6 separate regions of the Mus musculus genome follow, and all the other regions are linked to region 1. The links are chromatin loops, found by intact Hi-C in ENCODE. Cell type or tissue: heart. All regions are shown on one strand. Region 1 holds the start of Denr (density-regulated protein). Region 2 overlaps Clip1 (CAP-GLY domain containing linker protein 1). Region 3 holds the start of Rsrc2 (arginine/serine-rich coiled-coil 2). Region 4 holds the start of Zcchc8 (zinc finger, CCHC domain containing 8). Region 5 has its middle 34 kb from the start of Hcar2. Region 6 overlaps Zcchc8 (zinc finger, CCHC domain containing 8).

Evidence for each region. Hi-C counts contacts between places; a loop is a spot of excess contacts. Peaks named below come from ENCODE experiments on the same cell type or tissue, not always from the same donor. Only the 100,000 strongest peaks of a DNase experiment are listed, where the experiment ranks them.
Region 2: it touches region 1 in a loop (4-fold over the local background); 17 of 42 quality-filtered maps call a loop at or near these places.
Region 3: it touches region 1 in a loop (4-fold over the local background); 15 of 42 quality-filtered maps call a loop at or near these places.
Region 4: a loop joins it to region 1, with 4 times the contacts of the local background. A loop is called at or near these places in 6 of 42 quality-filtered maps.
Region 5: a loop joins it to region 1, with 4 times the contacts of the local background. A loop is called at or near these places in 23 of 42 quality-filtered maps.
Region 6: a loop joins it to region 1, with 3 times the contacts of the local background. A loop is called at or near these places in 4 of 42 quality-filtered maps.

Annotation. Positions count from the first base shown.
Region 1 is chr5:123,904,821-123,908,820 of GRCm38, forward strand. It overlaps Denr (density-regulated protein), which reads left to right and starts at 2,455. Exons shown (of 8, transcript NM_026603.4): 1 at 2,455-2,546; 2 at 3,280-3,394. The coding sequence starts at 3,289. In heart, no CTCF peak of the experiment used is centred here; a DNase peak (open chromatin) is centred at 2,331; H3K4me3 peaks cover 1,809 bases; H3K27ac peaks cover 1,405 bases.
Region 2 is chr5:123,624,795-123,628,794 of GRCm38, forward strand. Clip1 (CAP-GLY domain containing linker protein 1) reads right to left here. Exons shown (of 24, transcript NM_019765.5): 10 at 2,500-2,616. It also overlaps the pseudogene Gm24840. Among named protein-coding and RNA genes, the nearest start is that of Vps33a, 54 kb to the left of the region's middle. In heart, CTCF peaks have their summits at 224 and 2,008 (motif pointing right); a DNase peak (open chromatin) is centred at 2,047.
Region 3 is chr5:123,748,068-123,752,067 of GRCm38, forward strand. It overlaps Rsrc2 (arginine/serine-rich coiled-coil 2), which reads right to left and starts at 1,347. Exons shown (of 10, transcript NM_001005525.2): 1 at 1,222-1,347. The coding sequence starts at 1,227. Kntc1 (kinetochore associated 1) reads left to right here and starts at 1,659. Exons shown (of 64, transcript NM_001042421.1): 1 at 1,659-1,757. In heart, a CTCF peak has its summit at 1,784 (motif pointing right); a DNase peak (open chromatin) is centred at 1,474; H3K4me3 peaks cover 2,609 bases; H3K27ac peaks cover 1,985 bases.
Region 4 is chr5:123,718,614-123,722,613 of GRCm38, forward strand. It overlaps Zcchc8 (zinc finger, CCHC domain containing 8), which reads right to left and starts at 2,431. Exons shown (of 14, transcript NM_027494.3): 1 at 2,110-2,431; 2 at 879-921. The coding sequence starts at 2,317. In heart, no CTCF peak of the experiment used is centred here; a DNase peak (open chromatin) is centred at 2,428; H3K4me3 peaks cover 2,715 bases; H3K27ac peaks cover 1,859 bases.
Region 5 is chr5:123,829,162-123,833,161 of GRCm38, forward strand. No RefSeq gene overlaps it. Among named protein-coding and RNA genes, the nearest start is that of Hcar2, 34 kb to the right of the region's middle. In heart, no CTCF peak of the experiment used is centred here; no DNase peak of the experiment used is centred here.
Region 6 is chr5:123,697,269-123,701,268 of GRCm38, forward strand. Zcchc8 (zinc finger, CCHC domain containing 8) reads right to left here. Exons shown (of 14, transcript NM_027494.3): 14 at 1,034-3,854. The coding sequence ends at 3,076. Among named protein-coding and RNA genes, the nearest start is that of Clip1, 15 kb to the left of the region's middle. In heart, CTCF peaks have their summits at 2,147 (motif pointing left) and 3,399; DNase peaks (open chromatin) are centred at 2,113 and 3,543.

The DNA.
Region 1 (4,000 bases):
AAAACACCATGAAATAAAACAAATTTTAAAAAATGTTAACAAGTGCGGGGCAGTGGTGGCGCACGCCTTTAATCCCAGCACTTGGGAGGCAGAGGCAGGTGGATTTCTGAGTTCGAGGCCAGCCTGGTCTACAAAGTGAGTTCCAGGACAGCCAGGGCTATACATAGAAACCCTGTCTTGAAACAAACAAACAAACAAACAAACAAAAAATGTTAACAAGTAAACTGACTGATGTTAACAATTCATTGCTATGCACTTTGATGTTTTATTTTAATGAGTAGATGTATATTCATATGTGTGTGTATATGTAGTGTGGTGTGTGGATGTGTGTGTGTGTTGTATGTGGTGTGTGTGGATGCGTGTATGTGTTTGTGTGTGGATGCGTGTGTGTGTGTGTGTGTGTATGTGGTGTGTGTGCCTGTGCATACATGTGTGTGCACAGGCAGGGGGCCGCATTGAATGTCACGCCTTTGACACACACAAGATCTATTTATTAGCCTGGATCTCGACAGTTAGCATAGGCCAGCTGTTCAGTGAACCCCGCGGATCTCCAGTTCCGCAGCAGCACAGGGATTGTAAACACGCACACCACATCTGGCTCCGAATATTTGTTTGTTTGTCTTGTTTATTGTATTTTTATATGGTTGGGAGGGCCATGGCAGACATGTGGAGGTCAGAGGACAACTCTGTGGAGTTGTCTCTCCTCCTACCTTCATCTGCGTTCTGAGAGCCGAACTCTCAGGCTGCTAGGTCGTGGGGCTGGTCCTCTGCTCACTAAGCCATCTCAATGGTCTCCATGCCTGGCTTTGGACATAGATCCTAGCAATCTAATTCAGGTCTTCGTGCTTACCAACTGGGCCATGCTCCAAGCTCTGTATCATGGTGTGCTTTTTCTTTTTCTTTCTGGTTTTTTGTTTGTTTTTTAAACATAAGTCTTACTGTGTAGCCTTGGGTGACCTTAAACTCAGCAATCCTTCTGTTTCAGCTGTCTAAGTGCTGAAACTACAGGCATATAATGCACACACACACACACACACACACACCACACACATACACACCCACACCCACACACACACCCACACACACCACATACACACACACACCACATACACACACACACACACACACCACACCCACACACACATACACACACACACACACCACACACACACACACACACACACACACACGAACACTCATCCACACACCCACACACATATATACAGGGTTTCAGGGTTTCTCTGTGTAGCTCTGGCTATCCTGGAACTTGCTCTGTAGATCAGGCTGGCCTCAAACTTAGAAATCCACCTGCCTCTGCCTCCTGAGTGTTGGGATTAAAGGTGCATATCACCCACCATGCTTAGCGAAATGTACATCTTTGCTGTGTGGGGTTTTTTTTTCCAGTCTGTAGATTAAACCCAGAGCCTTGTACGTTCAACACAAATGCCCTACGCTTACAGGCCAACAGCTTTGAACTTTGTAGACTAGGTTGGCCTAAAACTCAGACATTGGCCTGCCTCTGTCTCCCAAGTGTTGGGATTAGGGCTGGGCCTGTAACTCAAGGCAGAGCTCTTCTGTAGCATTCACAAAACCCTGGGTTCAATTCCCGGCACCAAAGGAAAGTTCCGGGAGGGGGGCCATATTTGGGTAGCTTAGTTCATGAAGGTGATGTTAAAAGCAAAAACGCAATGGTCTTTCTACCAGGCCCTTTCTGAGCTCCGAAAGTGTCCCAGTGCTATTCCTGTTTCACAAGTGGGACTTGGGCTGAGTATGCAGATGAAGGGATTTCCCCAAACTAAAAACAAGGAAGCAAAATTTAGACAAGGACCCGTGTGGTTAAAACCAGAAATCCTGAGACCGGATGGGAAAATCCCCGTTATAGAACACGTAGAAGGTGAAATATGCAAAAAGGAGCATATGGGAACAGTCGTCAGCCTGATGAAATAAATTCAAACAGTAATTAATATGACCTTTGCACGAGTAATTCCTATTTAGGGAATCGGAATGAAATAAAACCCTATGTCTCATTCAGCCACCATCTCTACGCCGTGGGGTGACTTATGCATCAGGCTAGTTAGTGGTTAGTCGGGACACTAGGATGTAGCCCAGACACTGGGGCAAGGCTGCCCACATCATTAATAGAGAGTCACCTGTGACTCAAGAACCTCTGCGCCAGTCCAGTCCACGCCCCACTGCGCAGGGACAGCCTGAGCCGCTGGCTCCCCCTTTGCCAATGGATAGCCAGCGCCCCCTACCGTCCGGCCGCCTCTACGCAACTCGGTCCCGTTTCCCCACCCCACACCCCTTCCCCCGGGCTCCACGCATGGGCGCATGCTCCTCCCTTTTTGGGCCCCGCCCACCCCGGCACGGTGGCGTCTCGCGACATCCTCCTAGCGGCTGGCCGGGGATATCGCGATAAAGGCTCATTGTCTCGCGCGAGCGCGCCCCAGCAGCGAATTTCGGGGCAGCCGTGGCCGGGAAGAGGAGTTGCATGTGTCGCTTCAGCTGGCGGGAGCGGAGGCGGCGGGGGCCGTGCGACCGGCTGGGTAATGAGCGCTCTCATTCGCGCTGCTGCGGCGGCCTCCCCGGGAGCTGGCGGCGCTGCCGAGGCGGCCCAGGCGCTGCCTAAAGCAGGAAGGGGGCCGGGCCGGGCGTCTCCACGCCCGCCCACATGGGGGCCTCCTGTGGAGTCCCCGGGATGTCCCCCTTAGCCCAGCCTTCCAGCGGGCTACCTGTCCTTTTCCCCAGGCCTGGCCCGATTTCCCCTCCCCAGGCTGTGGCATTGCCGTCCTTGTCCCTGGCTTGGTCTCTTTTCGGGATTTTGCTGTCGCCGCACCTTGCATTCTGGGCACCTCGAGTGACTTCGTCCCTGTCGTGCCAAGGTGTCCATAGCCTTTTAACTGCAGGCTGCATCCCTCCCATAGCAACCTCAGACCTGCCCCGTCTCTGTTGAAGCCACCAGCCCAACTCTGTCCCCCTTACTGCTTCCTCTTTTCCTCTGGTGTCCCTTTTTGCCCCTGCCCCAACACAGCCTTCATGGCCCCATTTAATTCTCGCTTCCCTGTAAACCCGTGGATGCAGGTAGATGAGGCTCCAGTTGATCATCAGTGACTCTAATGAGACTTCGTGTCCTTCTTTTAATAGACTCAAAACAGCTTTGGTGTTTGGGGGATACACAGTGGAAGCTAAGACTGCACCCCACCCCCAAGGCTGCTTATTTGGGGGGCGGGGGTCGAGCTTCTCAGATAGTGAAGTCGTGTGTGTCATTCTTGTTTCCAGGTTTGTGAGATGGCTACTGACATTTCTGAATCCAGCGGGGCGGATTGCAAAGGCGATACGAAGAACAGTGCCAAGTTAGATGCGGATTACCCTCTTCGAGTCCTTTATTGTGGAGGTAAGTGTTGGAACGACTGGCTCGCTGGTTTTTATACCTGATATTGATAGTTTCACATTTGGTCGTGTTCGCTCCCCCAACTGTCTTGGTTGTTGGGTGGATTCTTAGTTGAAGAGGGGGGGAGCCTAGTGAGGACCCATGGGTTGGTAGATGACTCCTTCTTTTCCAGGGTCACTTGGGTCTTGCGTCCTGGCCTGGAGGAGTTTCCTGGCCAATTGAAGTAGAGAGATACCAGGAGCCTGATCCCAGCCTGACTGGTGTTCCTTTGTAAGGAAAGCTTGTTGGAAGCTAAGGAGCCTTGGGGATAGTGAAGGATGGAAGAGCTAAGGTACAGAATCCTAAAGGAAATGAAGCAGGGCCTGGAGCTGTTGCTTGGTGGCACAGCACTTGTCCAGACAGTTCAAAGCCTCTACATTCAGTCCCAGTACTGGAGTGAGGAGGGGTCTGGGGGGAGCTTGATGTCTGACTAGAATCTTGAGTGGGTTTATTCTCCCCCACTACATCTTAATTTCATTTGTGCTTGTGTGTACTCATGCCACATCCATGTGTGGCTGTCGAGGACCTCGCGTGGGCCTTGGTTCTGTACACTGTGTGGATCCCGTGGCC
Region 2 (4,000 bases), 280 kb before region 1:
ATTAAAGCTTTATTGTTACACTAGGCATGATGGCGCATGCCTTTAACCCCAGCATCGGGGAGACAGGCAGTTGAATCTCTGAATTTGTGGCCACCTTGACTTCAGAGCAAGTTCTAGAACAGTCAGGATTATACAGAGAAACCCTGTCTCAAAAAAATTTATCATTTTTAATGATGTGTAGGTGTGTATGTAGGTATGTGCACTTAAGTGTGTGCAGTGCCCCCGGAGGCCAGAGGCGAGTGTCAAATCCTCTGGTACTGGAGTTACTGATGGCTGTAAGCTGTCCGACATGGATGCTGGGAACTGAATTCTAGTCTTCTAAAAGAGCAACAACTGCTTTTAACCACTGAGCCATCTCTTCGATCCTATTTCCTTTGTTTTTAAATTACATTTATCTATTTTTGTATTTGTGTGCACATGTATGGGCACATGTCCCAGAGTGAGCATGTGAAAGTCAGAAGACAACTTGCTGCAGCAGTTCTCTCCTCCTACGCTGAGGGGCCTAGGGCTCGAACTCAGGTCTTCAGGCCGACATCTCTGTCTAATGAGCTCCTTTTACCACGTCGCCAGCCCCTGAAACATTTACTTAAAGGACTCCAAATCAGGAAATAGCCAGACGTGATGGCACATGCCCTTAGAGTTGGCACTCAGAGGGTAGAGGCAGGTGTATCTCTGTGAGGTCAAGGCCAGCCTGATCTACATAGTATGTTCCAGGCCAGCTGGAGCTACAAAGAGAAACCTTATTTTAAAAAGAAATATATATATATTCATATATATATATATGTGTGTGTGTGTGTGTATGTATATATATATATGAATGAGAGATTCTCAGGCCATTTTACCCTAAAATGCACCACGTTTATTATATACCAGAACTATCCAACAGAACTTTTTGTAAATAACTAACTGAGCACTTAAAATGGACTAAACATAGTAATTTAAATTTACATTGAATTGGTGTTGAATAATATAGCTTTTTTTTTTTTTTTTTTTTTTTTTTTTTGGTTTTTCAAGACAGGGTTTCTCTGTAGCCCTGGCTGTCCTGGAACTCACTTTGTAGACCAGGCTGGCCTCGAACTCAGAAATCCACCAGCCTCTGCCTCCCAAGTGCTGGGATTAAAGGCATGCGCCACCACGCCCGGCATAGCTATTTTTAAAAGGAGAAATTTGGGGCTGGAGAGATGACTCAGTGGTCACGAGGGCTCGTGCTTACTGCTTTTTGCAGAGGACCCAAGTTTAGATACCAGCACCCACTGCAGAAAGCCCACAGCCACCTGTAACTCCAACTCTAGGATATCTGACACCCTCTTTTGACCTCCACAGGTGTGTCAATGTGCACACACCACCCATAAATGCAAATGCATACATATAATTAAAAAAATCTTGTTCTAAAAGTAGGAATTTGAGCTCATGCCTATAATCCCAGCATTCAGAAGGCTGAAGCAGTAGGATTGCTATGTGTTAAAGGACAGCCTGGACTACACAGCTGAGTGAGTTTCAGATCAGAAACAGAGAAACATTGTTTCAGAAAGGAAAAATGGAAAAAAAAAAAGGCACAGACACTCACAGAAGAAATGATCTTCACCAGTGTGAGCAGTGAAAGGGCACAGTGACAGGGAACCGTGGAGCAGCTGGGACCAGGCTCCTGACAACTACCTAGGCTCTCCAAAGCTCCCCCATAGGTACCATGGCGACTGTCCATAATTATTACCCTCCATTAAGGTCAAACTATGGTGTAAAAGGCAAAGAAAGAGGGAGGGAGGGTGAAAAGATTTGTTTATTTTGGAGCATTAGTTGGTTTGGTGTTTGTTTGTTTTGAGACAGGGTCTTATTTTGTGGCCTTGGATGGTCTGAAGTTTGGTATGTAGACAAGACTGGCCTGGATCTCAAAGTCTGTCGGCCTCTGCCTCCTGAGGGCTGCGATTAAAGCCTTGTACCATTACACAATTTGCAATTAAGAGAAAACCTACGAATGGAAATACAATTTCCTAAGGCAGAATACAACCCAGAGACAGTTCAAGCCGATAGAACACCTCGCCAATAGAGGGCACTAAAGAGCTGTACAGCCGCTGCCCAGGGTCAGGAAGGAGATGCTGAAGGGGGGGGGGTGGGGGTGGGGGGTGGGGGTAATAGGAAATACTTCCTAGTGAGATCTGACCGAGCTGGATGTGCCTGGGAAGAAAGATGCGTCTCTGTGTTTTGTAAAACTAAGCTGCCAATAATTGCCAGGCACTGCTTCACTGGAGAAAAGGGAGCATTTAAAAAGAACAAAGAAAGAAAAAAGAAAAATAACACCTCCCTTTACTAGTTCCATTTGATACAGTTCTCCTGGAGGTAATTAGCAAGCTGCTAATATACTCAATTTAACTCCATATTTTTGAAGAAGTAGAGAAATAACTGCAGTGTTTTGATTTGTTTTGTTTTTAAATGGAGAATGTTCCTTTAAACAGGAAAAGGCCAGGAAGGCTGAGATTCAGACTCCATCTGCCAGGTACTTACCAAAGTCTGAAGTTCTTTCTCCAAAGTCTCCTTCACTTGATTGACTTGATTCAAACTGTCCTGCAGACCAGTGAGCACTAGCTCTTTCTCCTGGAGCTCTTTGGTAATGCTATTAGCCTAACACACCGAGTTACATGGTACATGAGCAAATGGAACAAAAGAAAAGAAACAAAAAAGAATGATAAGGAAAAATAAAATGGTAAAATAATAATAATAATAATAATGAGAAACACAACAAAACAATACTGGAACGAGGGGTTTTTGTCGTTTCTCGCTTTGTGACTTTTCAAACAAAAAGCTGTAGGTATGACTGCCCCTGTTTGTCCTGGAACTCTCTATGTAGACCTGCATGGCCTCAAACTCTGTGTGCCAACATGCCTAGCTAAGGCGTGTTGTAAGTAAGTAAGTTACGTTAATTGTATTTGTATGTGTGTGTGTGTGTGTGTGTGTGTGCTCGCCTGTAGGTTTATGTACATCATATATGTGCAGAAGCTCGCCAAAAGACAGGGTCGGATCCCCTGGAACGAGACACCAAGCCTGGCTCCTCCTCAACAGCAGCAGGCAATGCTTAACTGCTGAGCGCCTCTCCACCTTCTAATGGTTTTTCTTTTTTTTTTCCCTTTGTCAAGGCAGGGTTTCTCTGTGTAGCCCTGGCTGTCCCAGAACTTGCTGTGTAGACCGGGCTGGCCTGGAACTCAGAGAGTTGTCTGCCTCTGCCTCCCCAGTGCTGGCACTAAAGGTGTGCCGCCACCACCCTGTTCTGATGGTTATTTTTAAAAGGTCAAAATATACTACTCTTCTATCCCTAAATTTGAAAACCATCTCGGTCTAAAGAAGGCAGTGCTGCATTTACGTCCTCAATGAGCTACCTGGTAAAGTTCATTTCTGAATTTAAAAAAAGTGGTAGATCGCTTCTCGGCCTTTTGGCTAAGATCAAGTGTAGTATCTGTTCTTATCAGTTTAAAAAAAGTGGTAGGGCCTGTTTGTAGCACAGACAGGCCCTGGGCACATTGTACTGGTAGTTTACATTGTTCTGTAAATTTGTGTGCTTAAAATATTTCAAAGTTTCCTTTAAAGATCCAGTGGACAGCCGTCAGAACTCAGCTTTCACTAAATCCTTATGCAAAAGGGTGACCCAATGATCAGCCCAATACTCTATTCTAGCTAACTTGCTTTTTATTATTGCTCCTTCAGAACCACCTTAGAGAGACTTTTCCTATAGCTAGCTTATTTTCAAGTACAGTTACTTAGCAGACTTTTGCTGTTCATCTGTCTTCATGTCCTCATTTAGCTACCACAGCCCTTTCTTCTTTGTCAATAGAACAGCTTCTTCCACAAAAGCCGTTCATCATCAGTCCCAGAGCCTCCACTGGGGGCAGGACTGGGGAAGAGTATCTTGGGGAACTGAGGCTGACATTTGACAGGGCTGGATAACAGGAAATGTGGACGCTTTAGTTTCCTAATCCTTGACAAACAACACACTTGTCTAGTCTCCCAACTC
Region 3 (4,000 bases), 160 kb before region 1:
TGCCTCCCAAGTGCTGGGATTAAAGGCGTACGCCACCACACCCGGCAAATAATACCATTCTTGAAGTATACTAAGAGGCCCAAGACACTAATCCCACAATTTAAAAAAGCTTGCCTACTCTTTGAAAAGTCAAAAAAAAAAAAATCATTCTAAATTCATCTAGAAAGAGGGTAGTGAGATGCAGAAAAACTACCTGTACCATTCTAATTTCAAATACTCCAACTATCAGGAAAAGTAAGCCTTATTTGCAATATGAAGTTAAAACCTGTCAGTAAAAGGAAATACAGAATGCTTACAAGAATATTTTCTTTCGAAAACCAGAAACAAATTATCACAGGCTAATATGATTCATTAGCAATGAGCATAGTATATATCCAGGGCAGGCTTCCTGTTCAGGTCTCTTAGATACGGCTTCCATTTGGTTCAGGAAGGGGGTCTTAAACAATGCTGCGGTTCTCAAAGGTTTCGGAGTTCGGGGGCAGCATGGCCTACAGAGCGAGTTTCAGGACAGCCAGGGCTACAGAGAAACCATGCCTCAAAAATAAAAACCCCAAAAAACAAAAAAAAACCAACCCCCCCCAAAAAAAAACCTCATAAATCGCTTTAAAACATAAGGGACTGGAACTAGATAGACTTTTTTTTCCCCTCTTTAAGTGAATCCCAGTTTCAACCAATAAGGTTCGCAAAACTAGAAGTAGCCCTATCACTGAGGGATCGCTCAAAGATAAATAAACAAACAAATAAAAAGACTGTGTCCTCCTACACTGCGCCTTAAGGAGCCTGCCTTTTGACCCGATGCGTCCCAGAGGATACTTCTGGTCTTTTTTTCCTTTCCGGTCAAATGCGATAAAGCGCCAAGCATGAACGCAGAAGCCTTAGGAAACGCAAAGCCTAACACCAGTCTGGGTCAAAGAGCTAAACCCCACAGTTCGGTGGGCTTCTGGAGAAATACTGGGTCAGGGAAAATGATGAGGAAAGTTCTGGAGAGGGAAAGAAAAAACCAAGCCATTCCCTGCGGCTCCCCACCCCCAGCCAGACGGCCTTACCTCCCCCTCCCTGCAGCAGGAAGCCATGATGGCGAGCGCAGCGAGCGGCCGCGGCGCCATCTTGTCCACACACAGGCACGGACAACAGCCCTGATGAGCTGGTCGCCCACTCTGTGTTAAAGAAACAAACAAACAAAAAACCCAGCCTGGCCTTCGAGCTCCACTTAGTACCTACCGCCATTATTTTTTTGAGTCCCGGCCGCTAAGGCGGCGCCTCTGCTTGCCCGCACTCAACAGTACTGGCCGCCTCGAAGCTTCGCCACAGACTGAATCTCTTGCGCGAGAGACCCGGATGGCACAAGAAAAAAAAAAAAAAAAAAAGGGGATGAGGCCGGGCCAGGCGCGCAGCTTGCTGGGAGAAAAAGTGGGTGGCGATAAGAGTTTCTATAACAACGCGGTTCGAGGCGGTGATTGGTTAGTCTCTCGAAGGGCGTGGCGTGAAGCCTACGAAGTGGGTGGGGCCAAGGATACCTCCCAGAATGGATGCTCGGTATCGGGAATTCAATTTAGTTTAGGGCGGGGCGGTTTCCGCGCTCAATTTTGAGCCAAGTTTGGCCTGCTCCGGCCTCCGTAAAAGGGGTTGAGCACGGTATTCTCCCGCCAATTCAAATCAGTGGCAGGGAAGGTAAAATGAGTAGGGGCGGTTGTGTCCGTCGGGAAGAAGTGTGAGACACTTGAGAATTCTCTTTTTAATTTCGTCAGCTGCTGCAGGTGAGACGTCAGCCTTGCGGCTCGATGGGAGCGGGAGGAGTGTTAGGTGGAACCAGCAGGGGGCTTCAGTCCGTCTCTGGGTTTTATCGATCTCTAGATGATGGCGGGAGAAAAAAATTAGAGAGGATTCTAGATGGCAGGCCGTCTGAGTTTTCGTGGATATAGCTTCATCGATAGTGTTTCATCTGATTCATGACCTTGTATTGGCTCGTCTGTTTTTTTTCCGCACTCGGTGATGTCAAAATCTGTTTATCACCTGTTTGCTCTCTTTCACCAGAAGAAAGTGTAGTCTTAAACGGGGCAGTGGTGGCGCACGCCTTTAATCCCAGCCCAGCATTCCGGAGGCAGAGGCAGGCGGATTTCTGAGTTCGAGGCCAGCCTGGTCTACAGAGTGAGTTCCAGGACAGCCAGGGCTACATAGAGAAACCCTGTCTCGAAGGAAAAAAAAAAAAAAAAAAAAAAAACCAAAACCAAAAAAACCCAAATACTTGACACAGTGTTCAACCATTTTGTCGTTGTTGTTCCCTCAAGACTATAAACCTCAGGGTTGGGAATGTTAAGTCAGTTGGTAGAGTGCTGAATAACTGGTCTAGCCTGTGGTCTGAGTCCAGACTCACAGAGCTTTGTCCTGTCTTTGCCTCCCAAGTACTAGGTTAAAGGCCAGTCTGGCTCAGAACTCAGAGATCCACCTGCCTCTGCCTCCTGAGTGCTGGGATTTAAAGTCGTGTTATGTTCTTAGCAGGAGCTCTTTTCCTTTATTCATTACATTCCTAGCCCAAATGTTATCTGCTTCCAGATAGCATATTATCAGACAATTCAAATAGAGTCCCAGGAACCATCAAAACCCAGAACAAGCAGGACGTGATAGCTCTTGACTGAAATCCCAGGAGTCTAGAGCTGAGGTAGGACGATCCTGAGTTCAAGTTAGGATCAAGACCTTTAGTTACACAGTGAGAGGCTGACTCAAAAGAAAAAGTTATTCAAAACAAAACAAACAAACAAACAACCCTTCAAGCCAGGCAGAGATGTCGCATACCTTTAATCCCAGCACTCAGGTGGCAGAGGCAAAAGGATATCTGAGTTTGTGGTCAGCCTGGTCCATACAGTGAGTTCTAGGCTACACACACACACACAAAACTCCTTCAAAACAGCCTTAGTTTTAGCTAACTCCAACATTCCCCTCCCACTCTGTGTGTGTGGACAGGATCTTGCAATACAAGCTTGGACCAGACCAAGGTTCCCCAAATTTGAAATTATTCTTCTGTCTTCGCCTTTGGCATGCTGAGATTATGGGTGTTTGCCACGATGCCTGTCTACATTATGCTCCTACATGTATACGTATATTTTCTTTACATTTATTGTGTGTGTACATTCATAGGTCAGAGGATAACATTCATGCAGTTCGTTCTTCAACTTTGTTGCTTCTTTTTTTAATTTTTAAATTTTGTGTCTTGAGTTTCTTTATATAGCCTTAGCTTTGTAGACCAGGCTGGCTTCAAACTCACAGAGATTTGTCAGCCTCTGCCTACTGAGTGCTGGGATTTAAAGGTGTGCACCACCACACCCGCCAACCATGTGGATTCTTAATGGAATTCATATTGCCAGTCAGGTTTGGCATCAAACTTCACCCTTATAACAACCATCTTGCCAGCCCTATATTACTATTTTAAAGATTAAAATTGGGGCTGGAGAGATAGCTCAGCGGTTAAGAGCACTGTCTGCTCTTCCAGCGGACGAGGGTTCAATTCCCAGTGCCCATGGGGTGGCTCACAACTGTCTGTGACTCTAGTTCCAGGGTATCTGATGCCCTCACACAGACATGCATGCAGGCAAAACATCAATGCACATTAAAAAAAAATTAGAAAATTGTAGCCACCAGCAGCCTGGGTTACTGGGTTCCTGAAAGGAAAGCTCGGGACGGATGGGAAGGTTGTGAGAGAAATAAATTAGCCAAGACCAAGTTCTCTGATCAAGGCTCAATGTTTAAAGAGCCAAAAGCCAAAAACTGTTCTTTCGTACACTGTAGTGTTCTTGAACTTGTAGGCCTCCTGTCTCTGTCTCCTGCGTGTTGGAATCACAGGCTTGCGATACTGTGCAGTGTTTATAATGTCTTAGAGATGAACATGTGTGCTAGACAAGTACATTCCTCTTCACTTTGTTTGCTGTGTTTTGAGACAGAATTTCTCCACTATGCAGCTTTGGCTAGCCTACACCATATACAGCAGCTTGGCCTTAAACTCACC
Region 4 (4,000 bases), 190 kb before region 1:
TTAAATTCCTATCATATGGAGATGCCAGCATTAGTGTAACTGTTATAAGCAGATGTCTGAATACATGCCTCCTGCATTCGATACTTTCTCAAAAGCATATTTCCTTTTCTTCTAAAGTGCTGTGCCTTGCCAGACTTGGCCCTAGGTGTAATCCCAGTACTAGGGAAGGGGAGGCGGGAGGACCAAGAGTTCAAAGTCACCCTGAGCCACACTGTAACCAGAGACCAGCTTAGGCTACAAGAAGACTGTATCAACAAAACAAAAAATGCTCTACCTGCACTGTCTGTAACTGTAAAATATTTAATACGTACTTTACAAATATTAATAAAAATATTTAATGCTAGTGTGGTTGCTCCTGTTATCCCAGCACTTTCAAGGTAGACAAACAAAAACCAATAAGGTTAAGGCCAGTGTAAACATACAGTGGATTCCAGGCTAGTTTGGGTTACAAGATGAGAAACACTGTCTCAGTAAACCCACCCTTGCCTGTCCAAAACAAAATCCCACCAACCAACCACCACCAATAATAACAACAGTAATAATAACAGCTGTAAAGAAATCATCGGCTAACATAACTGTAAACTTATTTTATCTTACCAGAAATGTGTTAAATATGAACAGCTGGGTCTAACTTGCTTCTCTGAATTGTCAAGCAAAAATTTCTGGATTGAGGAAAAAGACCCACTAAGTCTGTTTAGACATTTAACCCACTTACCAGAATTCCTTTATACCCCTAAGTCAACAATAAAGAACCGTTACTGAATTCTTCATTGGATTCTGAGTTGTGGATGATACAAAAATTCCTTTTTCTACAAGGATGCTGTGACTAGAGAAGGAGAGCCAAGAGGCAGCTCGTGTGTAATTTCAAGATGTCATACCTGGGTCTTGTCAGAATGTTCAACTTTCTTTTAAGTTCTTGATGTTATTACTGGTTAAGGAATATCAGTCCTCAGGACATAACAACCAACCACTAAAACTTTCACTTTTGTTATCCAAATGACATAAATGTAAAGGAAGGCCCCGTAATCAGTACTTTGAAGGAAAAACACTGGGTACATGTTTTGCCGAGGGCAGGACAACTGGACCTGAACATTAAATAAGGTCTTCATCTCTTTGAACATATATTCTAAGACATGGTCCTGGAGTTCAGAAACAGTCTAAGAGATGAACCAAAAATTTCAGTTAGACCGCGGTGTTCCCGGAACAAGTTGAAGCAATTAAGAAAAATTTCCACGTCAAAGCATAAAGATAAATGATAAAGTTAATATAGCAAAATGTTTGCAAGAATGTGAGAGAACCCCTACGGATATGAAATACACAATCCTTTCAACTCTCTAGTATTTTATAAATTTTCATAATAAAGTGTGTCACGGAAAATGGTTTCATGAAAAAAAAATCAGACTTGAACTTCAAAAGTTGACATAACAACCATGCTCAGGGTTCAGGCTAAGTTCCAAAAGGAAAGTTACCTGAACCAAAACTACCTAAGAACGGGAAATTAACATACTAGCAAACCCACAAACGTTATAATCACGTTAATAAAGTCAAAGGGAATTTTGGCGCGTTTTTCCCGGAGCACCGGGAGGCAAGTTAGCTCAAGAAATCAAAACGATCTGGACAATTTAGCAAGTCTCTTCGCATGCTAAATCTTTAAGGTCGTCCCCCCCGCGCCCCGATTCTCCATCACAGTGGGCACTCGTAGCTTTCGTCCCTCCACAAATCATCCCACTCCCCGGCTGCGACGCCCCGCACCTTCAAACGCACAACTACACTACGACTCGTCTCTTCTCGAGCTTGGCACGCAAAGTTAGAAAACACGGTGACCTCCAAGACCGGGAGAGAAGTGTCTCCAGTGTCACAACAGTTGAGAGCAGCTTTGAGTTGGGGGGCCAGGGTGGTGTGCACTGGAGGACGCTCGCGGGGAAGGGATCGCGCGCGGGCCGCGGATGCAGCTTCTGCAACCGGACCGAGACTCCCGCCCGCCCGCCAGGTCGCGGGAGGAAGGACTTCGAATGCTAATCTTCTTGGAAATTCCGCCGTGTCCCCCGCCCGCCGCCACCCAGACCCCGAGTGCCAAGTGACACCCGGCCCATCGCGCCGGAAGGATATTCTCGGCGCGGAGCTGCTCGATGGTGGCCTCGCAGCGCCGGAGCTGCTCCTGCAGCTCCGCATCGCCCACCCCGTTCTCGTCGTCGTCGTCGTCCTCTTCCTCCTCGTCGTCCTTGAACCGGGTGTGAACGGGCTTCGGCGTCGACTCCTCTGGTGGGTCAAACGCCTCGAAGAGCTCTAGGTCGCCAAAATCCACACCGGCCGCCATCTTGGGCTGTGGGAAAGCTTGGAGGGCAGGGGGCGAAGGTTGGAGGCCAGAGCCGCTCTCCCTGGAGGCTTTTCTCCACACACAGGCCTCCAAAGCCGTCTAGGGGCGGGTCCTGGACGGAGACTACAACTCCCAGAATGCCAAGGCCGCCCTCATGCCTCTTTCCGAATGGGCCACAGAGCGTGGCATTCTGGGATATGTAGTTTCTAAGCGACGGGACTCATTGTTTGCGTTGCACACTGGGATTGCTCTTTTTAAAAAAACGGTTCTGAATGAGTTAAAACAATATGGATTGTCCCCGTTAGGCGTTTAAAGCTGAAGGAATCAAAGCCGGATACATGGCTTTGACAAAATGTGGTGCGGTTCCCCAGCGTCGAAAAGAGAAGACAGGAACTCTACCTTTGCCGTAGATAAATGTGCTCTCAGACACAAGCCACTTTATTTTGCTTGTTTCATTTGTAAATGAATGAAAAATGAAGTTATTCCACTGCCTACTCTCATGAACTCCTATCAGGGACGAAACAAACAGAAAAACCAGAAAACCCTTTATTATGTTTCTACTTTCATATGCCGCTGGATTTGAATGGATATTTTCGTCATCACATGTTAAAATCACCGGAAATTATAACCTGTAACAAATAATGTCAGGTTAGTTATGGTCTCTGTTGGAGGCCAGCTCCTGTAGCGCGTTTAGTGATCCAAGGAGGGGTTGATGATATTAATGTAAATCAGACAGACAGACACAAACACACACACACACACACACACACACACACACACACACACACACACACGGTGAAGCAAGGCTTCAACAAGCGTCAACAACTTTATTACTTCTCCCATAACTTATATCTTCCAGCAAAATCTCCCAAGTAGTACAAAGATTACAATGTGGCTACATTTTGTAAGTGAATGATTATAATAAATACACAAGCAAAAAAAAAACCCCAAAAACAAAACAAACAACCCCCCCCCCCAAACCCAGCATGTTACACCATACCTTTTACAAGATTGAAAGTCTTAGGTATTATAAGTGAAAAAAAAAATTAAATAAATTATAATAGATTAAGTGTAAGCAAGCAAGCTACTTTTTCTCAGCCAGTTCTTGTACTACCAGGCTACAATTTGCAGTTATAATGAAAAGATCAATTATTTATCTTTTAAAATAATCTTATAAAAGAGTATTTAGAATCAGAAATCTAAGCTTGTGTGTGTGTATGGTGTCTGTGTGTGTGTGCACGCATGCACACAGAGGCAAGGTTTTTCTGTGTACCCGTGGTTGACCTGGAACTTCTGTGTACCCATGGTTGTCCTGGAACTAGCTCTGTAGACCAGGCTGTCCTCAAACTCACCAGCCTCTGCCTCCCAGGTCCTGGGTTTAAAGACTTAAGCTACCACCACCTTCCTACTTTAAATCCTCAGTTGTACACCCACTCACTGATTTTTTTTTATCAAATTATATCAGGAAGATAAAGGTAAAAATAGATACAAGTAATTATCACTTGATGACCCATCCAGCCTTAGCAAGAAAGCCACATAAGCTAAGAACTAGCTCAGCTACCATTGTTCTTGTTCCCTGACCTCAAAAAAATTCCTGGTTCAACTTTCAAAAGTATACCAGTCTGGATATTAAATTGTTCCCCAAAGTCCTATATATCAAAGCAAAAACTTTTTTTTTTTTTT
Region 5 (4,000 bases), 76 kb before region 1:
AAGTGGGGCTGGCTTACAGGTGCAGAGGTTCAGTCGATTATCATCATAGCAGGAAACACCACAGTCTCCTCCAGGCAGGTATGGCGCTGAGAGTTCTCTACATCTTCATCCAAAGGAAGCCAGGAGCAAATTGCCCTCAGGCAGCTAGGAGGAGAATCTCAAATCAGAATGCCACAGTGACATACTGCCTCAAACAAGGCCACACCTCCTTCAAGAAGTCCACACCCACTCCAAGAAGGCCACACGTCCTCATAGTTCTACTCTGTGGGCCAAGCATATACAAACCATCACAGAACCTATTAATATTATTCGACTAAATGGATACGGTATCAATCTGCCCTCTATATTTGTACCTATATGGATAGACTTGCACACCTCTTAGGCCCCATTAGTTTCTTTGTTAACTCAAAAGGCTCAGGAACCATTATAGATGGGGTGGGAGGGATGGAAAGATGGTAAGAGCTATAGGGCGGGAAGCCCGGAGCAGAACAGCATCTTCCAGACCAGTCAGGACTGCTGCAGTTCCAAACTCACAGAAGCTGTGATTGCCTGAACAAGATCAAACCAGTTAACGCTCCTTTACTTACGAAATTACTGAAATTATTAATTATTTTTGGCTACTCAATCTCAGAATAAAATGAGTGCTTATGCCGGGCAGTGGTGGCACACGCCTTTAATCCGAGCACTCACAAGGCAGAGGCAGGGAGATTTCTGATTTCGAGGCCAGCCTGGTCTACAGAGTGAGTTCCAGGACAGCCAGGGCTATACAGAGAAACACACTGTCTTGAAAAAAAAAAATGAGTCCTTATATGTTTCATAGTCACAAGGACACATGACAAGGGACAGAAAGTGGGAAGTTAGTTAGCACTGACTAACTTCCAGGGAACAGGATGAGTTTTTGAGACTTACACGTACCCTTCTACATGTCAATCAGAGTGACGCTGCTAACGTTTTAATCCCTTGACCGCTAGAAATGGAGCATCAGTTGATGGAGTGTTCTTTCTCCCCTGGTGACAGAAAGCATGACCTGATAAAAAATGAAATCTGAGCCGGGTGTGGTGGCGCATGCCTTTAATCCCAGCACTTGGGAGGCAGAGGCAGGCGGGTTTCTGAGTTCAAGGCCAGACTGGTCTACAAAGTGAGTTCCAGGACAGCCAGGGCTATACAGAGAAACCTTGTCTCGAAAAACCAAAAAACCAAAAAATAAAAAATAAAGTCCGGGGCTGGTGAGACTCAGAGGGTAAGAGCACCGACTGCTCTTCCGAAGGTCCTGAGTTCAAATCCCAGCAGCCACATGGTGGCTCACAACCATCCATAACAAAAATCTGTTGCCCTCTTCTGGAGTGTCTGAAGACAGCTACAGTGTACTTATGTATAATAATAAATAAATCTTTGGGCTGGAGTGAGCAGAGACTGAGCGAGCTGAGGCTGACCAGAGCTAGCAGGGATTGACTGGAGCGAGTGGGGCCGGTGGAAGCAAGCAGAGGTCTTAAAAATTCAATTCCCAACAACCACATAAAGGCTCACACCTTCACAACAGCTACAGTGTACTCGTATACATAAAATAAATAAATAAATATTTTTTTAAAAATTGAGGATTCTGGGAACTGAACCCAGGTCTTCAGTAAGAACCGCAAGCCCTCTTAACCCCTGAGGCCATCTCTCCAGTCCATTACTTTTCATTTATGGACATGTATGTGTATTTATGTGAGTGTGTGCAAATGCCCATAGAGAGGAGAGGGCGTCAGATCGCTAGGTTGTGAGAACCAACCATGAGGGCTGGGGACTGAACTTGGGTCGTCTGTAAGAGCAATTTGCACTCTTAAAGGCTAAGATCTCCCCAACTCTGTTTACATAGTTTTTGATGGATATTTTAAAAAAAATTTTTTGGAAAACATTTTATATGTACAGGTGTTGTGCCTGCGTGTATGTTTGTATACCATATCCGTGCCTGGTGCCTGTAGAGGCCAGAAGAAGGCATTGTGTTGGGACACCATCCAAGACTGGAGTTGTCCAGGGAGAATTCTGAGTGCGTGAGAGAAAACAAGAGGTTTATGGCTTCGCTGTCTTCCAAATGGAAGTTTTCTTGAAATGCATTTTTGTGCCTCTCCCAGATGTAGCAGATAGGAATGAGCTTACTTCAAATTATTTTTTATTGCTTGCTGATGCTATTCCATTGAATTTTTATTTGTTTTGTTTTGTTTTTCAGTTTTTCTCTGTATAGCCCCAGCTGTCCTGGAGCTCACTCTGTAGGTCAGGCTGGCCTTGGAACTCACAGAGACCTGCCTGCCTCTGCCTCCAGAGTGCTTGCATTAAGGGCAGGTGTCATCACCACCAAGTTCAATTAAACATTTAAACTATCCTTTCTATGCCGATGTGGAAAAAACGTGTTTGCCATTTGTGGTTTGTCCTTGTGATTGTACACAGCTTGAACTCATGAGGACTTTACTCCTGTGGTTTCTCTTTAACCTCCGAGTGTAAACTGTCTGGGGACCTGAATCAGCATCGCTGTGGCGGGAGACTTCAGTCTGCTCATTTAGCGGCTCCGTTCTCCCAGCTCCGAAACTTTATTTAGGGATGTAAGCGCGTGTGGTGGTTGGAATAGAAGCCAGGTCCTCTACAAAAGCAACAGATGTCCCTAGCCACTGAGCCACCATCTCTCCAGCCCCGTGGTGGATTGTTTGAGTAAGAGAGTCAGCCTATTTGAAAGCCCACAGAGATTTGCCTCACTGACACAAGACACTGATAGTCCAAGCAGGAGTTTATGAGAGTTTAGTAACCTGTCAAGATTTGAGATCAGGCACCCTCACATGAGAAGCTGCTACACACACTTGGGTATGTCCTATTCTCTATGACTGTCCCTTTCAGAAGCCACACCCAAGCTTTTTTCTTCCTGGTGCCTCTCTTTGTCTGACCCCTTGTGTTTAAGCTTAGATTTAAAATCTCTTGGGCTGCTGAGATGCTCAGCAGATAACAGAGCTCAGACTGACAACCCGAGTTCAAACGCTGAGACCCACGTGGTAGGAGATAACCGACTCCCGCAAATTGTCCTCGGACCCCCGTGTGTGAGTCATAAAATGTGCACAGGAGCGCATGTGTGCGTGCACACACGTACACACACACAAAGTAAGTAAATAAATGTAATCTAAAAAATTGTAGAGCTAATGAGGGCTTTCATCACGTCTGAAGCAACAGTGCATCCTCTGTATTGGAAGAGATGACGCAGGGAGGAAAGAGAAGGAAGTGGTATTGCTTCAAAAACAAGGCTTGTTGGCTAATTTTTGCCAGTGTCCCTATATCTAGGCTTCATTAACATTTTAAGTCCAAAAATGGTTGCATAATGCACAGCACATACTATATTTTATACCTCAGAAAAAGAGAAGTGGCAATTTACAAAATCGCCCTGACTACTTTTGGTCCCATGATGTCACGTGCCTACCCTTGGTGTCGTGGTCATACGGGAGCCATATGTCTAGGAAAAGTTGCATCATCAAACCCCAGGAACTGGTACAGTGGGGTGTCTTCCTCTGTTTTAGTGCCCCGTGGCCATCAGTTATATACTAATGACCATTCTATGGTTATAAATTTACTATGTAAAAAGATACAAACTGTGCGCCCTGGGCTGCTGTGTCTCAGTGGTAGCCTGTTTGCATAGCATGCATGAGGCCAGGGGTTCGGTCCCCAGCATTGCCAATAACAAAAGAGTTCTGCAGTGTAGTCTCTTAGTAGAAGGCCTTTTTCTTAGGAAGCTATTTTCTTGTGTCTAAGTCGAGGGTCATGGTGTCATTTTTCTGATTTATGTTTCACTCATAGCCCTGCAGGGAACGGGGAGTGTACCTGATAGGATAAAATAAGAATGTGTATGTTAAAGGTTGTAAGATAATGAAAAAGAGGCCAGGCACAGGGTGACACAGGCCTTTAGTCCCGGCACCTGGGAGGCAGAGGCAGGTGGGTCTCTGTGAGTTCAGGGCTGACTTCACTGAGGCTGGCTGTGAGTGTT
Region 6 (4,000 bases), 210 kb before region 1:
AAGGTCAGAGTCCAACTTGGTTTCTTCTCTTGCCACCAGGTGAATCCTGGGGACCCAACTCATTTCAGCAGTGGTGGCACACACCTTTCCACTGAGCCATCTTGCCGGCCCCTTTTGTTTCTGTCAATGTCCATTTGGTCCTGATGCTTTTGAGGATTGGTTCAGGAGTTTTCTCTCGCTAGCTGGCTCGAGCCTCCCATAAGTAGTTAGGCCAGCTGTTTCCTCTAGGCTTCTGAGCTCTTCCCTTGCCATAGGCTGCTTTGTGCTGGGGCCCTTGAAGCACAAAAGCTCCTTCAAAGGTGAGGTGACGTCTAACATCTTTCTTCTCCCTGAGTCAGGGTCTTGGCCTACGACTTGTCTTGCCTCAGTCTCCCAGTGCTGAGACTACAAGCAGGAACTAGTACTCCCAGCTCACTACTTCCTTCCGTCTCTTTACTGCATGTGCGGCTCCATGGTTAACTGCCAATTAGCTTTCTTCCTGGTCCTGGGGATCAAACCTAGGACCTCACATATGTCAGGTAAGCTACCATTCAGCTATAATTCCAGCCCTAAGTAATTAAATAAAAAAGAGGATGCCAGTTCCTGAGGAACCAATACTTTTGAGTTTCTCACAGGGGAACAGGGCAGTGGATAAAATTCTAGATTCAGGACTGGAGAGATGGCTGAGTGGTTTTCAGCACCCACATCAGCTTAACAAGTACCTGCGTGCAACTCCAGCTCTGGAGGATTCGGTGCCTTCTTCTGGGCCACAAGGGCACCTGCACACACACACACACACACACACACACACACACACAAACACACACACAAATTAAAAACATAAAAGTAAATATTAAAAAAAGGAACTTGGTGCCGGGCATGGTGGCGCAAGCCTTTAATCCCAGCACTCCGGAGGCAGAGGCAGGTGAATTTCTGAGTTTGAGACCAGCCTGGTCTACAGAGTGAGTTCCAGGACAGCCAGGGCTACACAGAGAAACCCTGTCTCAAAAAACCAAAAAAAAAAAAAAAAAAAAAGGAACTTGGATACAGAGTTAAGAGATCTGAATTTATTTACAATTATCTATGTCTTAGACATTTGTTTAAAAAAAAAAAAGCAAAAAAGAAGAGGCAATACCTACCCAATAAAGGAAAAATGGTATAATTTATACCTTAATAGAGTCTGTATGTGCTGGAAATAATTATTTCAATATTCAGCAGATACCAGCAATACAATATTTAAAGGAAAACTTTTTTCCCCCTGAAGCAGTATCACATTGTAGCTCAGGCTAACTAACCTTGCTATATAACCAAGGCTGGTCCTGATCCTCCAGCCTGCCACCCAACTGCTAGGATTTCAGGTCTAAGACACCAGACAGAGCTAAATAATAACTTCTGATGTAGATCAGCTAAGACTTCCATAGTCACATCACTGGGGCTGGGGAGGCAGTGTAGTTGGTAGTGCTTGCCTGGCACACACACATATGTAGTTGGTAGTGCTTGCCTGGCACACACATATGTAGTTGGTAGTGCTTGCCTGGCACAGACAGACAGACAGTGCTCTGGGTTGGATCCTTAGCCCCCAGGACTGGCAGTGCACACCTGTGATCAGGGATCTGGAAGACGAGAGAATTCCATGTCATCTTCAGGCTGGTGAGCTGGCTCACTGGGTAAAGGTGCTTGATGAAGACACACATTGATGAGAGAACAACACGTGGACACCACACACTGTCTTCTAACATCCACGCTGAGGAATGTCCGCCAACCCCCATAAATAAATGTTTGTTTTTTTAAAAAGAACCATGTCATCTTGCCTGTAATCTCAGCAGTAGGCAGTATCAGGAAGACTGTGAGTAAGGCCAGCCTAGGCTACACAGCAATAACCTATCTCGGAAGAAAGAACAGTGAGAGAGGAGAAAACATGTTTAATGTTGACAGGACCCCTTATCTCCTCCAGGCCTCCAGGAACCCCCTTCCTCATGGCAGGCCTGCTAGGAAGGCTGCTGCTTCCACAAGTCACAGCACCATGCGAACCCTGAAGAATGCACTGAAGACTCAGGTGACAAAGCAGCTGACCATCCCTCCCTGTACTGATTATAAATGGGCAAATTGGACTACTCCAGTGTCACTGAAATCTGGACCAATTCCCTTTTGCGCCCTCTGCTGGCCTGGGAGCAGCTTAACACTACCTGAGCGGTTATTCAAGATCTCCAAGTGTTCCAGAACTTGACCTGGCAGAGACTTAAGAGTGCCCAGCCAGAGAACCAGACCAGGCTCCAGCTTGCATAGGACAGTCACACTCAGTATGTGTCTGTCTACCTTCCAGCTGGAAGCCACAATATTATCATGTGCAAAGTAATTGCCCAAAGTAATTAAACAATTTTGTTTCTATATTAGTATATGTAAGGCTGGAATCCACTTACAGCAGCCAAACATGCAGTTTCTTTGCAACCTCATAATTTTCATTCAAGTTTAAAAGAACAATTTGAACTGTGAGTCATATCTACCCAAGTCTTGGTTCATGTGTAAGAAAACTAATTTATTAAACCTCTGTACACAAAGGTGAGCACACCTTTATTGGAAGCATATTTGAATAATTAAATTACAAAAAGTAAAAGTGTTATTAAAATCATGCATGAAAATCTTACAAAAATACCCCGAGCAAGCAGGAGCAAGCTGCCGATCCCTGATTGTTCTCATTTGGTTGTTGAAATTGAAATGTGAATTTAAAATTGTTAGAATTTTCTTTAAAAAGTGATATATTAAGCTTATATATACAGGATAATAGCAAAATGTAGAAAGGGAAAACAATTTACAAAAGACATTAAAAAAAAAAACCCTTCACTCTTGACAGACACTCACGATCCAAAAATAGTCTAACCCGGACCAAGCATCCCTGAACCAGCTCCCGCACGCAAACTCTGGGTTGCTGTCAGTGAGAAGAAAAGAACAAACTCACACCCAGTCTTTCATTCTGTAAAACAGCCTTGACTCGAGATCACAATTACACCAGATTCTGAAAGGTGGGAGGGACAAACGGGTCACCTGGCCTCAGGCTGGTGGGACAATCAGAGCTGCACATCACCACGCAGCCAGGGCTCACTCACAAGTCTTTTTGTTTTTCTGCTGATTTCGGGGTGAATTCTTCAACAGGTTTCTTATCCTGAGGTACATTCCAGTGGATTCAGCCATGTTCTCAAATTCAAAGGGTGTTATTCCAGTGGCAAACTTGCTCATGTCAGGTACTGGGCTATGGGTTTTTGGGGCCATCGGAGGCCGGCTGTCCGGGTGAATGGGCTGCTGGTTGCTCCCATTGCTCATGTTCATGTTCAACACACCGCCATTGTCGAGAAGAGCATCTCCCGGGCCCCCCTCAGCAGCAGCTTCCTCTTCTCTCTGAGAGAGCACTGCTGCCCCTGCTGCTGGGCTGCAGGATGGCTCGGGTCCAGCTGTGTCTACAGAAGCAGCTGGTTCCTGGGGCTCAGCCAGCACTGGCTTTTCCAGGGCCTTTCCTTCGGGGACAGGGAGGTCAAACTCGTTTGGACACGGGGAGGAGGCCACTGAGTTCCCAGTTAAAGGTGTGTCTCCAGGAACATCTGAGTCGCCATTCCCTCCCTCGGCCTGCTGGAGAGCCGCCCAGATCTGCCTCTGCTGCTCTTCCAGCTCCTCCAGCGTCAGGGCATCCTCATCCATGGCTGAGGCTGCGGGTCGGGCCTGGGGTGAGTCACTGGGAGTCAGTGGTGGGGTTCCCTTAGGGAGTGGAGGGGTGAAGAGAGGCGGGGGAGTTCCCTGTGGGAGTGGAGGCGGTGTTCCGGGAGGCAACGGTGGTTGGAACTGAAATGCTTTGCTGCTCTGAGAACCAGGTGGAATCTCTACATCTGAAAGAGGAAAGACACTTCAGAAGTCACAGCGCTTCATACAAAGTTATTATTGGAACTTGGGGTACCTAGAGGAAGAATGGCCATAAGCACCCATCTTTGAGATGGTGCAGACAAGGGGTAGATATGGCAGCCAATGCCTGTAA